Regions from separate parts of the Homo sapiens genome. Here region 1 is linked to region 2. Evidence: read pairs that join two places in POLR2A ChIA-PET (ENCODE). Cell type or tissue: PC-9. All regions are shown on one strand. Each heading gives the region's core, and the rest is flanking DNA. Links, peaks and the distances in the headings are about the cores only. Region 1 overlaps PSMD14-DT (PSMD14 divergent transcript). Region 2 overlaps RBMS1 (RNA binding motif single stranded interacting protein 1).

Region 1 (2,827 bases), core at 29-2,528, 910 kb before region 2:
ATTGTACCACTGCACTCCAGCCTGGGTGACAGAGTGAGACTCTATCTCAAAAAAAGGAAAAATTAGCAATTACCAAATACATAGTGTTAGAGAACTTGTTAGACAAACTATGGTGCATTTATACTATGGAATACTATAGTTAGTATTTAATGACATGGGAAAATGTGATATATTTTAAGGGAAGTGTCACTCATCAATGAGTAATGTCATATATCCTAATTATTTTTAATACTTACTAGTGCATAAAAATATGTATAAGAGGCCAGGCACAGTGGCTCACGCCTGTAATCCCAGCCCTTTTGGAGGCCGAGGCGGGCGCATCACGAGGTCAGGAGATTGAGACCATCCTTCCTAACATAGTGAAACCCCGTCTCTACTAAAAATACAAAAAATTAGCCGGGCGTGGTGGCACGCGGCTGTACACAATGAACATGTATTACTTTTGTAATCGGAAATAATGTTATAAAAATGAAATACTTTTAAAAAGCATTTATGATACAGATATTGTTATTTATGTTTTTCCTCAAGTGATTAGTTGCTCTGCCTTATTTTGGCCAAGTTCCAGGTAAGCTTCTGGGCACTTTATTGAAAAAAATAAATCAAGTAAATCATTAGACTAAAATTATATATTGATTTTGCAAAAGTAGCAGTATTTTGCTGGACAAAGTCACAGAGCTAAAATATATGATATTTTCATTTTTAACAATGAAACGACTATTATAATTAAAAGAATTCAGTTTGCATTATATGCCTTTAAATAAAGATTAAATGGACCCCTGACACACCAAATTAATATGTAATCCAGTTTCATTTTTTAACTAATGGAAACACAAATTAGTATAATTTTATAATTTAATACTCAGCAATAGATCATTTTTTAAAATAGAAGAAATTAAACATTTTTCCACATACCATCCTTAGGGAACAAGGCATATCATAAGATATGACAAATAAGCTTCTAGGAAAAGTCTTCATTTGTTCTTTCCAGAAAATGTGAATTTGCTAATTTGGTGACAAATATATGTATACATATTATATGTAATAAAATTATACTGAAAATAAAATCAATGAAATATTGAAATTTTAAGTGCAAAGCATCTGGTTAAAACTGCCTACTCTTGCTTATATATCCTTTTTTATTTGCTATTTATATTAGCAAAATGAACTTAACATAATGCCTCAAATAGTTAATGAATATAAAGCTTTAAAACAGTAAATATGTATTGTACATGATCTTTTGGAATCTGATTTCAGGTACAACTAATTTGACAGGCAGTATGATAAGGAACAATCTGAATGACACGTAAACAGGAGGGGGTAAATTCCAAGCACAGCCTGAATGAGAAGTACAACTCATTTCCTGTAACCTAGATGCCTTTTTAACACATCTATGCAGTCTCCATGTGAAACCAGGTGCTGTTCCCAAAGGAGAAAACACTGCCCTCCAGTGGTCTTCAATGAAGAAATGGAAATAGTTTCAGGTACCATGATAGCAGCATTTACATGAAACATGGTATATTTATCTAGTCTCATTTTTGGCTGTATTTCTTAAGCTGAAACACGTCTACAACTGAGCATAAGGACAAAATTTCCAAGATAAATTCTAATAGGTAGGTAGTTACTCCAGTTAGATAGACATATTAACAAGGAGGATTATGACTTTCTAACCCCAAAAGCTGACCATTTATTCGACTATCAAAATTGGATTATGTTAGCCACCTATAGTTTCTCACTTTCCAGATAAGAAAGAAGATATTTCATCTCTGTGTTTCCCTTGTTGGCCAATTTTTTAGCTAAAAGACATTTAAAATTGTACAGCAGGCAGAACCCCAGGGGACTGAACAGTGTTCCAACATCCTTAAAGGCTTCCCATCACTTGAAAAACCAAATTCTTCCTCCTGTTTCTTAAACTAACCAAAGTAGGCAAAAGCAATTTTTAAAAGTCTTTGTGTCTAGCATTGGAACTTTCTCATATTTCACACCATTATATAAATGTCACTCTAACCTATATGTATCACAAATGCTACGCTAAATTAGGGCCAAATTTGCAACCTAGTTTAACTGGGTTTCCTCTTTTTGCAAATGCAGTTTTTGTGTCTGCATTTAGCAATGCATACAAAACTGTCCGTGTAGCTAACTGCTTCAAATTGCTAAATTTGAGGATGGATGTGTAGAGTCTTTATGTATGTGCCAAAGCAATCCTGTTTCTAGTCATATAAAGACTTCCTAATCAAATGGACCTTGACTACATTGCTAAATTCTTGGACCACTTCACTTACTCTTTTGGATTTAGTAAAGGAAAAACTGAATTTTAAGAGGGGAAAGAGACAGTTTTCAAACCTCCTCCATGTCTCTGTCCTTCAGAAACCAGAATGGAACTACATCACATGATCAGATGGACTCTAGAGTCCCACAGCTATAAAGCCTCATCCATTACAAGCTATGTGACTTAAACTTAGCCTCATTTTTCTCATCAGTAAAACAAAATCACGTTGGGTTCATTAGGTGATTATTAACGACTGAATGAGGGAATGTACGTGAAGTGTCTAGCAAAGAGAAAGGGCTTCACCAAGACGCTACTGTTATTCTATCACCATCACTTCTTAGACTATTAATCCAATGGTCAAGTAAATTTTTCTAGAGATATGACTTTCTAAAATTTATTCCCATTTATCACCTTAAATAATGTTCATCATTCAGTTTACTATATAGAAAATGTCCTGAGTCCTCCAGATAAATTCTTTAAAACAAATGCCTTGTGCTAAGAGAAAATATTTTAACATCACATTCCTCAAATATAGCACCTTTAAGTATGAATCAAGTTTTT
Region 2 (2,827 bases), core at 321-2,820:
GTGTATATATATATATATTTTAATTGCATCTCTCACACACACGTATGTAAAGATGTATGTCAGTATGGGGAAGATATAGACTATATTCATTTTGCTGTTTTGGACCTTTCAATAAGAACCTTTTTAAAAGACACATCATGGTGTGTAATAAATACACTCTTGTGTTTTACTTCCTGGCACCGTGGCAAAAATTAATTTACAGATGCTTTTCCCAGAACTTTTAGATCACCACAAATGATTTAGAGCATCACCATGGCTTTGACATCTGTTTGTTTCCAACTACATCCAAAACACAGGAAAAACGAGTAACAAGTCATTGTTACCATAAACTTCAAAGGAATAAGAGCTCAAAATATTTTTTTCCTGGAATTTTATCTTGAATGTTATTAAAATAACTTGTTCATCAATTTAGAATTTGTGCTGAGATGGTCATGTTATTCAAAATGAAAACATTTGTTTCAGTGGACTGGAAGGAGTTGTGTTACAGGTAAAGGAAAAAGGGAAAATGTAACTCTCTCGTTAGATGACATGCAATAGAATTTTTCTTCAGAGTCTGTGCAGCTGGCTTCTTGGCTTTTTCTTCAGCAGCTCCTCCCACCATGCCTGGCCTCCAGTGCTGAGGGCGCTGGGGAGAGAGATGTGATTTGGCTCAGGCAGGCCTAATGAAACCCTGCTTGCCTGTGTAATAGGTGGATGATCCTGGACAACTTGCTTTTGCTTCCTGGCCTCAGTGTTCTCTGTTCATAAAGTAGGGATTATAATGCCTGTGATGAGGATTAAGTAAGGTAACATATGTAAAGCTCCTTGGCCAGTGCCTGGCACAAATAGGGCCTGGAACCAATAGTGTTTGCTTCATTCTCTTTCCTCAACTCTCCTCTTCTGCCTATTGAGTGGGTGATTATCAGAGGCTCCTCTGTGCACACCCTGTCTTCTCTGTCTTATGGCCACTACCTTTTCTTTTTTGAACTTTTAAGTCTTTTAAATTAAAAAATCAATTCAACCACCATTTATTTAGCACCAATTATGTCAAAGGTGTTGTGGTAGATAGCATAGCACATAAAAATGAATAAAACAGTTTCTATCCTTAACAAGATTAAAATATATGTGAGAAAAAGATATATAGATAGCAAGCAGGATATGATGACTGCTTTCCCAATGTATAAGGAATACCAGATTTGGTTGGGGAGATGAGCTTGACATGCCATTATTGTGCACTTTCATCTAGACCTTATTTAGATAGACAATAGAATGTACTGTAACTTTTTTCTAGTATACATAAAATTGAGTACTCTATAGTCTCTCGTCACTACAGTAAAGGAGGAGTGAAAAAGTGTGCAATCAACAAACTCCAACTTTCTCAGTTATATCATTGGGTGGTGGACACTCCCAGAATCATGTATTACATATTTTATAAAGATTTGTGGAAAATATTTTCATTAAGTTCATCACATATTTATTCATATTAAGAACTGCCCTAGGCTTTAAATTTTTAATTTCCAATTTGGATGCATAACAGTAGTTTTACTTTTTGAAAATCTGGTATTCTTTATTTTCTGCCTCACCTTTCCATAAGGAGGACAGTTACCAATTTTGCAGTATTTAATAAGGATGGTATTTTTGGTACTGGGATGTCCAGAGGAAATCTGTAACCTACATACTGAGCTCACTGCTGTCACCAAAGCTTTCTACCTGTGTCTGCTGTTGTATGCTAACTGGGACATTGTTCCCAGGATTCCATGTACGATTGTGGGCATTGTCACCTGCACAAGCACAAGAATGCCTGGTCGGGGGTGAATGGAGCTGATATCCATCTCACACTGAGTCACCAAGTCCTGTACTTCAGAGATTGACCCTTCCCATACAGGGTACATTTTTCTAATTTGCAAGAAAGGTGCCCTAAGAGCTAGTGGCTTCCCTGATTGCTCCCCTAACATCATGTGGTTAAATTTTGGTATCTCAGACAAGTAGAGGCTGCGGATCTGCAGGGTCAATTGGCTTCAGATTTAGTCAATTTCTTGTTTTTTAGGCAGTGAATAAATATGTGGTTCCCCTCCCCCCCAGTTTTTTTCTTAAAATGAAGCTCATCAAACAAATGTACCATTCTGAGGTGTGTTCTCAAGTCATATATTATAATTCATTTCACTCAAAGTATATGATTAAAGCTCATTCAAAGCCCTAAGAGTTGGGAATGAAGGAAGAATTGTAGGATGTTCTGCTGTGCCACAAGACTTAATTTATACCATTTATTAGTCTTACCAAGTACATTGAAAGGAAAAAGTTGTTGGGGGCCAGGCACGATGGCTTACATCTGTAATCCCAGCACTTTGGGAGGCTGAGTGGGGCGGATCACTTGAGGTCAGGAATTCGAGACCAGCCTGGCCAACATGGTGAAACCCCGCCTTATTAAAAATACAAAAAATTAGCCAGCTGCAGTGACATGAACCTATAATCCCAGCTATTCAGGAGGCTGAGGCAGGAGGATCGCTTGAACCCAGGAGGTGGAGGTTGCATTGAGCTGAGATCATGCCATTGCACTCCAGCCTGGGCGATAGAGCGAGACTCTGGCTCAAAAAAAAAAAAAAAAGAAAAGAAAAAGAAAAACGAAAAGAAAATGCTTCTGGGACTTTTCAAGTATGCCTTGCTATTCAGACATTCTCAGAGATTAACCCCAAAAGTGAGTGATTATCTCCCTGAGACCCAGGGTTAGAAAAATAACTTCAGAAGTACAAAAGTTGGATTATTGCCCTAATGTGAGCCCACTTTAAAGCAACTACCATAAACAATCTAAAGCAGAGTCTGCAACTGTGTTAGCCATGGTTTAAATGGT

The links. Peaks named below come from ENCODE experiments on the same cell type or tissue, not always from the same donor. Only the 100,000 strongest peaks of a DNase experiment are listed, where the experiment ranks them.
Region 1: POLR2A ChIA-PET joins it to region 2 with 5 read pairs; 1 of 35 experiments calls an interaction of 5 or more read pairs at or near these places.

Annotation. Positions count from the first base shown.
Region 1 is chr2:161,249,650-161,252,476 of GRCh38, reverse strand. PSMD14-DT (PSMD14 divergent transcript) reads left to right here. Exons shown (of 4, transcript NR_110593.1): 2 at 1,255-1,481. Among named protein-coding and RNA genes, the nearest start is that of PSMD14-DT, 3.6 kb to the left of the region's middle. In PC-9, for the core only: a CTCF peak has its summit at 1,470 (motif pointing left); a DNase peak (open chromatin) is centred at 1,386.
Region 2 is chr2:160,336,893-160,339,719 of GRCh38, reverse strand. All of the region lies in intron 2 of RBMS1 (RNA binding motif single stranded interacting protein 1), which reads left to right. Among named protein-coding and RNA genes, the nearest start is that of LINC02478, 66 kb to the right of the region's middle. In PC-9, for the core only: no CTCF peak of the experiment used is centred there; a DNase peak (open chromatin) is centred at 1,799.